2 separate regions of the Homo sapiens genome follow, and region 1 is linked to region 2. Evidence: chromatin loops called from intact Hi-C (ENCODE). Cell type or tissue: endothelial cell of umbilical vein. All regions are shown on one strand. Each heading gives the region's core, and the rest is flanking DNA. Links, peaks and the distances in the headings are about the cores only. Region 1 overlaps CCDC192 (coiled-coil domain containing 192). Region 2 overlaps SLC12A2-DT (SLC12A2 divergent transcript).

Evidence for each region. A loop is a pair of places that touch in the nucleus more often than their neighbours do. Peaks named below come from ENCODE experiments on the same cell type or tissue, not always from the same donor. Only the 100,000 strongest peaks of a DNase experiment are listed, where the experiment ranks them.
Region 1: it touches region 2 in a loop (5-fold over the local background); 8 of 110 quality-filtered maps call a loop at or near these places.

What each region holds. Positions count from the first base shown.
Region 1 is chr5:127,870,126-127,875,513 of GRCh38, forward strand. All of the region lies in intron 5 of CCDC192 (coiled-coil domain containing 192), which reads left to right. Among named protein-coding and RNA genes, the nearest start is that of CCDC192, 170 kb to the left of the region's middle. In endothelial cell of umbilical vein, for the core only: no CTCF peak of the experiment used is centred there; DNase peaks (open chromatin) are centred at 1,046, 1,806 and 2,596; H3K27ac peaks cover 2,464 bases.
Region 2 is chr5:127,958,200-127,963,587 of GRCh38, forward strand. The region is part of intron 2 of SLC12A2-DT (SLC12A2 divergent transcript); the gene reads right to left. Among named protein-coding and RNA genes, the nearest start is that of SLC12A2-DT, 120 kb to the right of the region's middle. In endothelial cell of umbilical vein, for the core only: no CTCF peak of the experiment used is centred there; DNase peaks (open chromatin) are centred at 1,372, 2,362 and 2,942; H3K27ac peaks cover 3,333 bases.

The DNA.
Region 1 (5,388 bases), core at 166-5,165, 88 kb before region 2:
TCTTTGTCACTTTAGATGACTCAACAGAATGGTCACAATAACAAGAATCAATTCTGGATACTCCAAGGAAAGATACTAAAGGGAAAGAACAATACCTGGCTCAGAGTGCCCTTAGCTGGGTTCATCAAATCTTTCCTTTATTTCCTAGGGTCTCTAAAGATATCTTGGCAACTCATGCAATAAATGCCATCACACTTCACCAGCACACTTCAATGCTAAATTTTTGTAACCAAGCTGTCACATTGCCTTTCTAGGTTACCTTTAAGTAACTTAAAACAAAAACAAAAACAAAAAAACTAATGGTGCTATTGCTTAGTGCAGACTGAAGTTGTCATTGGAAAGAAAAATCAACATCTGGAAATAAAAAGACCTTGGTTCAAGTCCATTTAGCTGTCTACTCACTATACAACAAGGATTAGGTCCAGCTGAACTCTGGCAGCTCAACTTTCTTGTCTACATAGAGAGATACTAACACGGATGACAGGTTTCATCAATGGGCAGTGGCTGCTGAAAGTGCGACTAAACGATTGTGAATCCAGGGGTGCAACACAGGGTTAAAAAATCCCCAAATCAAAGGCCTGCCATGAACTGAAAAAGAACATACATGACACATATTTGACATCCCTAGACTTTATAATATTCTCCTGAGGGTATATAAATACGAAACATGTAAAATTGACTTTTAAAGACAAGTTGTATCCAAATTCTATCACTATTTATAAGTTTCATTACTATTATTGATTGGCTATTAGAAGAGAAATGCAAGGAAGAACCTATGTATACCTTCTGTATTCAAACCAAATTCTCTTTTATGTCTTCAATAGCGAGCATTTTGCTAGTGGGCCACTGAAGACAAAACCCCTTTGTTATACAGGCTCTCTAAGTGAAGGAGGCTGGGATGGACAGAGTAAATTTCAGACAAAGTGGGAGGAAGCTCTGCCCTGGCAGGCCCAAGAGAGAGCTGCCGTGAGGAGCAAGAGGCAGTGCCTTGGAGTGCTCCTCACATCATTACACGCAGGCAGCCACTGACTTTGCCTAGGCACCGGGCCAGCTCTGGCAGGAGATTGAATCAAGGCTATTTGCATGTCTGTTTTCAGAACATTAAGTTTTGTCTACCCATCCAAAGTGAGGAGATCAATGTAATCATGCAGAAAACTTAATTTCTAAAAAAAGAAGAAGAAATGAAACATCTTGCTTTCAATTAAGTATGAATTTTATTTTCTGTAAAGTATGATAACTCCCATTTTATTTTCTGTAACGTTTCAATTCTTCACTAAAACACTAAAGTATACTTAGAGAAAGTGCTTAGAAAAGATACTTTAGTGTTTTAGTGAAGAGTTGAAAATTTCTCTTATGTGTTTTAAGAGTAATGACAAAACCAGAAAGACATAACTACTACACGGCATAGTGTCGGGTAATGTCATTTCTATGTTATGTCCTTGGATCCCCACAGTAGTCCTATGACATGAATCTAAGGCTTAGAAATGTCATGTGCCAGGCAATTGGGTAATTGCCACGGTTTAAAGTATGTGGAAATACCCAGAAATTTTAAACAGTGCTGGCAACTTTGTGTTGACGCTCTTCTATGAATAGCTCCCTGGTTATTTCTAATTCTCATTAACTTGGAATAATGCAAGCCATTCAGCAATATGATACGAATAGATATTTCCTTTTCAAAACATTGCACAAATACATGATTTCCTCCCTCTTTCCACCCGGTAGGAGAAGTAGGAAAAGAGCACGGTAATAGGAATTTACCTCCAAGCTATAAAGCCTTCCTATCCTTTCAGTAATCACCAAAGAGAGTTCCTAGTTACTAAGGAGACCATAATAGACTGCATTAGATTCAAGTATGACATTTGGGTTGCCTGGCTAGTGAACGCCAAACAGCAAGGAAAATATTATTGTTGCTGAAATCATTTGATGTCTATGACTAATAAAAAACATGTTGGCAAATTGAATTGTTTGAAATGCCCAAAGGGCTTGGTTAAAGCTATGAATTAATAGCAAAGAGCAGTTCTTTCTGGAGAAAAGAAAAAAAAAGATGAAGATGTTGAACTATTTTTAAATGTATCTGAGTAATCAAAAGGTCTCAACAGAAATGTTAGACAGCCAATCTAAGTCTTTTATCCAATTTTTAATTTAAATTTCATTTTCTCCTCCCTTATAGCTAAATAATAAAGTGATATTTTGGTTCACATTATCCTTGAATTCTAAGGGACGCACAGGCTTTGTTAACCTTCTTATCTAGCTTCTCACAAATACCAGAATTATCTTTAAAGTATACCAACTGTACCAACCCTGGAGGCTTTGAGGGCTGAGATGTCCATTTACTCATGTGCTGTGCCCCTCGGGGAGCTGGAGAAAGCCAGAAGTGGAAAGAGTTGAGGGAAGCCCAACTTCCAGTGACCTCTCAACCCAAGTCCCACAGGTCACCAAGGGCCTGCCTGAAGATGTCCATCCAGTCCCTGCTTGATCTTTCCCAGAGCAGGAGGTCTTTGCCAGGATGCATCCTATCCTGTTCTGGATGCAGCTCTGATTGTGTGGAGGGCTCTTTCTCATGTTGTGCCAACATCTGCCTCCTCATGGTTTCTACCCATTGTTCTTCATGTTATCTTGAGAACAACATTGTTTGACTCAGCTTCCTCTCCTTTTGAATAGTCCCTTAGGTAACTAAAGTCAACTGCATGACTGCCCTGTATGCTGTAATGTCTTCTCCAAACTAAATAGTCTCAATTTCTTTCTCAGATTATAAGGTAAATATACAAATATATAATAGTAAGAAGAGACAGAACATATAATCACCATAAAAGACAGACAGCAAAGTGGTCTGGTAATTGAATATTTTTTTAAAAAGAGTTAAAATTTGTACCTAGAAAGGTGAAATTCTTAACTGATATTGAGAACCCCTGTGTCTGTCCACTGAGTTCCTGCATTCTATCCATCAAATTATTCCATCAAAATGAAAATGTAGCTTGGTAAGACTTTTTCTTAGTGACAGACACCATGCCAGCTCCTAGTGACTGTTCATTAATTCTCACCTCACTGCATTTATTTTTTCTTGTGTTTATTTACTGTCAATGCATACTTTGAGAAAAGTTTCTGGAAAAATACATATCTGCATATGAATAGTTGTGACATGATTTGAGAATTTGAATACCATTTATTAAGAATTAAGGGAGGGGCAATGTAAGGAAGATAAATCTTCAGTTCTTTCTCCCCCTAATATCTTATAATGAAAAATTGCAAACATACAAAAAAGTTGAAATAATTATATAGTAAACACCCATATAACTCAAAAACTAGATTCTATAGTGAATATTTTACTATCTTCGGTTTAACACGTATCTATTGTTTCTCTATCAAACTGTCTTATTTATGCATTTCAGTGCAACTTGCTCTCATCAGCACACCTAGTCCTTAACATTTCAGCACACATATTATTGTTAGTTCTTTTTGGACACTTTCTAGCACTCCCTTCACAATCTCTCTTGCCTCATTTTCCCTCATTCTCTCCACTTTCTCAATTTTCATTTCTGTGCCCTTCCTCCTACTCTATATCTCCAAAGTTCTAAATTGTAAAAAGAAAGTGTAGAAATTTGAGCATGGAACAGTATTGAAGTGGAAAAGGTCAATGGTTACCATCCAGGACCTCACAAGGTGCTGTCACCACAGGCCTGGGATAGATGAGATCCTCATGAACAAGTTGATCCAAACCAACTCACCAGAGACAGAGGTATATATTAAAATGCCAACTTAATAATTGAAAAACACAGCTGTCCAGCTGTCAAATACCCAGACATATTTCTTGGTCAGCTTGGTCTCTCCTGAATTAATCTACATGACAGGCCAAATTATGAAGGCTTTCAGTGAATGGAGGCTCAGAAGAAGGGAATTCATTAGAAGGTCTTCATGACTTGGAGGCAGAGACTATCAGCCTTCATGTTTCAACAGCTGGCCAGCATCGTGTCTGACACCCAGAGGATGCATTCTAATAATTAGTGCCACCTCTTTACAAGTACTGCCATGAAAACCAGGCCTCTGTGTTGTGGCTCACGGTACCTCTCACCTGGATTGTGCTGGCTGAACCCTGCCTAATTCTACCCTCTAACTCCCCTTAAAGAAGTTCCATGACTACCATTCTCCTTCGAGTAACACATTTCTTTTAGCCATGTTCATGCCATTAACTAAGCTTTAGTGAAGTGCTGATCTTCCTGTTTGGGGTCTAGAAGATAACCTGATCTGGGTGACCTCCCAAAGGTTTAGATCTCATAAATCATCCAGATGATGTATGTAGTTGTACTGGCAACAAAGCAAAAAGTGAAATGAGGGGTCTTTGAAATGAGAGGCCTGTTTCTATTTAAGACCATTTTTGATAAATTGATTTTACTGGTGTTACTCTCAAAGAGGAGAGTGGTTCCCTACTGCCTGAGTATAGTGCCTTCAGAGGCCAGGGAAGAATATGATCTTACCTAGTGAGCAAAAACCATCCCTTCCCTATCTCAAGATTTATGTCTGATAAGAAATGTTAGTAGATTATTTTCCCGGCTTCCTAATTACCAGCCCACAAAGACTTGGCAAGGTGAGCTCTTCAGTGGAAAGGTAGCTATACAAAAGCAACACGAAAGCGCAAATGCAACACCTTTCACAACAGACAGCTTCTCCAAAGTTGCAGATAAATCCAATTTTAATGAATCAAATCTACTCTGAAACCCTAAAAGGAACTTTCGAGTCATGAAGTCTCGAGGTGAATCCTTTGATTATGTAACAAGTTCCTAATGCAGTTCTCCCAAAGATTTCGATCTCATAAATCAAATTATTTTAGAGTAAGGCATTCCTGTTCATTACTGCTTAAAAACCATTCTTATGCTTGACGCTTTCTTACCCTTGACACTTTCCCTGTATGGATCCCATACTAAATATCAGAAAACACCAGCGTTTGGTGGTCGTATCACACTTTAGAGTGTATTTGAAAGCAAACCATTATGGTGTTGAGGGGGAAATGACTTAGAATCAAGGCTCTATTTCATATGAGTCTACTTACAGATGGGAAAAAAAATCTGATACTAGTAGGCATTAGTACCTCGGTGGCAAATGCCAACTGGCAAGTAGAGTTCTTCTAACTGCCTCTATTATAAGCAACAGGGTTCTGACCCAGGTAAAAACTCTTCAACAGTGTAAAAGATACTATGATGAAGAGAGTGGGCTTTTTTTTGTTGAGGGTTCAAACACTCTGACAGGAGCACATACACTGTTTCACAAACCTCAAACAGGACTCAATCTAGATAAACAGGGAGTGTTTCATCTAAGCAGGCTTCAAAGGCAGTGTTTGTTCAGACATCATTCATTCCTTTTATTTCTTTGATGCGTCTGTCCCTAGTGATGGAA
Region 2 (5,388 bases), core at 202-5,201:
TTTGAAAGTCAAGAGTCTCTTTGAAAATGCTTATTGATGCGAATGCCTTCATTTTTCTTGAAGAAACACATGCAAGAAAAGAAGCATAAGAGGAAAACCTTGAACAAAAACCCTGAGAAAAAATTAATGATTTGTAATCTCTTGTCTTAGTTTTATCCTTACAATAAAGCTTTCCTTTTCCCTTCCTCTGTGCTGTCTTCCAACTTCCTGATACCTTTCACTGCATGCTGAACCTCTGTTTCCATGTGGGCCCTTTGTGGTGCCTCCCCACTATGCACACAAAGGTCCTTTTCAAAAACTCAGGCAATATACTTGTTTGGTACTAACCAGCGGCTTACTAAGTCACCTCACATCCTGGTGCACAGAGCACTATAGATAATTAACATTGTGAATTCTCCGTAAAAATCCAAGCCAACGTACTGTTGGTCAAAGATTTCAAACACAAGAAAATCCTTTGTGTGAACAGGAAACTGATTTGCGTACTTACTGTTAACTAGACAAACAACTTGTAAGTGAATTGCATTTGTGCTCTTGGCAGCCCTGTTTGTATAAAGAGGCTTAGCTAGAAGATTAAAACAAATTCTCTTAAAATATTGCACTGTAAAACCATACACCTGCCCAGAGTTCAAAGACTGTGGTCTGATATGTTGTATAAGCATCAGGAAGCTCTGACATGGGAAACAGTTTATAGTCACATAGCTAGACATCTAAGGCAAATTCCCCTAAGTCCAAGGCAATGTGAAAAGAGAAAGCCAGACTCATCCACTTCCTGAAGAAAGGCCAGGTGGAATGATAGCAAGCCGTACTTAGGAAGCTTCCAAAGTCCTGTGGATGAGGGAAACTGATGACTACTGAAAGGCAGGCAAAACATGAAGCCACTCGGGTATGCAATGACAGAAGACAATTTAGGATTTTGTTAATTCCAGCAATTATTATGATTATGAAAAAAATGCTTCTTCTTAGCCTATATGGTGATTATCCTTTAGTTTCTGTTGAAGATTATGGTCTGAGGGAAATAGTAGGATATAGAAAACATAAGAAGTTTTAGAGAAGCAACAAGGCTGTTCAAGCTTTCACGCAAGCTGAAATTTTCTGGGAAACTACCCACACACCAGATAATATTAATATAACCCAGGTGTGCAGTGGGTGAAGCAGGGAGAGGCCCATTCATCTAGGTGTTAAAAAAATAACTGCTGCTTTTATTACTACCTGTAATTTTCAAATTAATGACCTAATGCTGCACAGGATAAATAGACCACCTCATAGAGGATAGTTGAATTTATTTTTTTAACCCAAAGCAGGAAATGCTCTTGCTGGGCTCTGTCCCTCTCCTGAAGCTGCTCTGGGCACCCTGCCAAGGATTGCTCACCAGGCTCCTATTTTCCTTTTTTGATCTCATCCAATCCGTTTACCTTATGCTCTCACTTTTTTTTTTTCTTATTTCTCTGTATTATATACCTCGTGCATGTTAGGTAATAGAGGCAAACTGCATTTCCTGTCTGCCTGCTTAAAGCAGGGAAAGATTAGCTTGGACAGATGTAAAAAGCACTTGCTAGTTTTGCCTTTAAAGACACAAGGATACATAAAAATCCTTTAAAAGTGAGACTAAACTGCACATCCATAAGCCTCTGGGATGACTGTGTTTCTTTTAGATAAAACAAATGGTTTTGGGGAACTTAAGCTATCCATGTGGATCCTTCCTATGTGGTGTGCAAACAGGTGGGCCACTCATGGGCTCAATGCCAGTGAGTACCCCCACTCCATGGGAATTCATAGAATGCCCAGTGGCAGCCTTCAATCTCTGGTTCCTTGCAGAACAAGGTACCCAATCTCCCGTTAAATTAGGCTCTGTTTCTTTCACTGAAAGAATTATGTCTTTATTATTTACTTTCCAGAGAAACCTGTCTTTACAAAACTCCAAAGTTTAAGCCTCTTAGCATTTTCTCATCAGTTTTAGCAGACATTTCAAACTAACCAGACTCAGAGACACATTCATCATTCCATCTGTCTCTCAAGCTCTCCTTCTCTTCAAATGGCTGTTCTACTTCTGGGTAACTGATTTAATTTTATAAGTCTAGCTACAATCCCCTTAATAAACTTACAGGGATCTAGTTCAGGTAGGTGGAATCATGAAAGCTACATGGAATGCCACCTGTTGGAGTTTGCTTTCATTGTAGAAGAAACTTTGCACCATATGAGCTGCTCTCCAGGAAGCACCCTTTACATCCATCATGTTGCTTACTCTTTCATTTCCTGCTATTTCAGCTGGCAGTGGTGCACCCATGTTCAATTTCTGATTGCACCACTTCCTAGCTGTGTAACATTGAGGAGAGTCCTTTAAGCCTTGGTTTCTGGCTTAGGACCATGCCAAACACAGTATTATCTGGTCTTCCTTTCTGGATTTTCCCTTGGAGCCAGAGGCCATTTCCACTAAACTGAAAAAGACAAAGCATTGCCACGCAACTAACAAAGAATTGATGCCTGTTCCTTGACCCTCCCTTTATAAGATTTCCTATTTCCTGCTGCAGCTGCTGAAATTAGGGATTCACTGACTTCAACAGTTGATATCGACTCATTTTTTATCTTCCTGTGATGCCCACAACACACACACACACACACACACACACACACATATACACACACACACATATATATATATATATAGAAAGAGAGAGAGATTGAGAGAATTACTTAACAAGCAGTGATGAAAACTTAAGACATGTTTGTTGTATGAATGAACCTTACTTAGTGAAAACTTGAAAGGGTAAAACTTTTTAAAAACTAATATGGACATGCCTAGACCCACAAATGTGTTATTTAGCAAAGCACTTTGAAACACCAAAGTAGCACACCACAATTACCAGCTAACTTCACCGAAAAGATTTAGGGTTTTGAACAGGAATGTTCCATAGACCATTCTGTTCAACACTGTTCAATAATGAATCCAGAGAGTCCTGATTTTTCAAGTTGAAGAAAGGCCAACTTGTCTTGTCTGTGACACTTATCAGGTGTTTCCTGAATGTCATGTGCCAAAGTCTATTTTTATGCAGGCCCAGAAGTCTTTTGTTGCTACAGCAAAGAATCTAGACCAAAATCCCAGATACAAAATGATTTAGAAAACACTAAAAGTATAAAAACTGAGAGTAGCTGTCTCATATGGTCATGGTGAAGATTAAATGAGATCATATGTTATATACTCAGCAGAGAGCCTAGTAAGCACTCAGCAAATGTTAATAACCATTGTTATTTTTATCAAAGTGTAAAATAGCATTTTGAAATTTCACAGAGACTGCAACTAAGCTAAAATATGCAACTCTGCTTATAAATATGTACTAATGACAAGTGCTGTCTTTTAATATCCTATGATCATAAAACATCTGTCTTGGTAGGGATCCCTTGAAATAGGTCCTGAGTCAGGGAATTGGGTGCCTATGAATTACTGAGAGAGTCCTCATCAGGAAAAACCTGTAAAGGGGAGACGAAAGTAAGACTAGAGAGGGATAAAAGAGCAAGGATGTGGTCTCAGACAAAACCTAGCCTTGCCTTGATCCATAGGAAGGCTCTGGGGCTTAAATCATACAGCGTTGTTGCCTATTGAGGATCAGCCTTTTATACTCCCACATCCATGAGCCATTTGCTGTGAGCTGCACCTCCTTCCTCCCACATGAAAGATGAGGGCATAATCTCTAGGGCAAGGCAGTCCCCTTCAGCACAGGGTAATTCTTCAAAAGTGGAGAGGTGTGTTTGTTAGCTTGGGCTGCCATAGCAAAATAGCACAGACTGGGTGGCTCTATTTCCTCATGGTTCTGAGAATAGAAGTCTCAGATCAAGGTCCAGCACAGGTGGTTTCTTATGAGGGCCCGATTCCTGGCTTGCAGGTTGCTGCCTTCTTGCTGTATCCTCACATGGCAGAGAGAGAAAGAAAAAAAATTCTCTTTCTCGCAGTATAAAGTCACAGCCTTATTGAGTTAGGACCCGACCTCTATGATCTCATTTAACCTTAATTACCTCCTGAAAACTCTATATCCAGATATGGTAACTTTGGGGATTAGGGATTCACCATACGAACTTTGAGGTGACACAAGTCAGTTCATAGCCAGAGGCATCTGTGACCCTTTGGCAGTCAACACTCATAGCAACTGAGGCATATGTACAAAGGCCAGGTATGATAGATTGTTTGCAAAAAAGATGGCAATTCTTCTTTCTGTATGCATGACCCTTTCAATATGACTTTGCAACTCCCTCACTACTCTTTGTACCTGGACTGGCTTTATGAATTATTTCGACCAATGAAATGCAGAAGTGACATTGTACCACTTCTAATCTTAGAGCTCAAAAGGCTTGCTTCCACTTGCTCTCTTGCAGCTTGGACGCCACCACATGAATAAAGCTGGGTTGTCCTGCTGGATAAGAGGCATCATCCTGGCCAGTAGCAAGCCAGCCAATGACCAAACACATGAATACAACAGCTAGCCTCCAGTCAATCCTCAAGCTGACCACAGACACATGAGTGAGCCCAGCAGAGATTAGCTAAGCCTGGATGGATCAGCAGAACTACCCAGCTGACTGGTAAATTTGGGAGCAATAATAAATGGCAGCTGTGTTAAACTACTAAGCTTGGGGCATGGAAGGGGCCTGTTAAACAGCAATAAATAACTGATACATACACTAAAGTGAACCTGGACAGAAAAATGGAGTTAATACAGGTCACCAAGCATCTTAAAGAAATAATTCATGAAATTCCTATGTTTTTCTCAGGGGAGCTTCTTTAATGAGTAGCTAATTCTATGACTTTTTAAAATAATATAAAAACTTAATCTGTCATCGGCAGACATACTCTTCTCAGTAAATATTGAATCAAATTCCTAGAGTCTAGTTCAATTACTGTCTAGCCTCAAGGATACATATCTAGATTTAAAACCAATCTTGGTCTAAGGACATTGATCTCACCTCAGCTTTCTTTCTATACCGCAGTCCACAGGAGGTATAGAAGCAAAACACGGTACTTAGAAAAAGAATTTTGGGGCTTATGAACTGGCTTTTCCATTTTGTATTTGTATAATTTGGCAAAGAACCTGTCTGAATCAATTTCCTCATGTGCCAAATGAGGATAATATTCTATAACTACAAGAAAATTATCAAGAGGCTCAAATGAAATACCAGTGTAAAAGTCTAGATAAGGTGAGAAATGTTACACAACCATGAGTGAATTTGAGGGGACCTAATCTGTATATCCTTGGAGACTCTGGGATGAAAAGATAACCAGGAGTTCTTGTTGTATAAAGGTTCTGATACTTCCTGAGATAAATGCAAAGTGGATTTTGAGAAACATGCTCAAAGTTTGAGCCTTTGAGATAAACGTGGTCCCCAAGTTCTTACCCTGAAGTA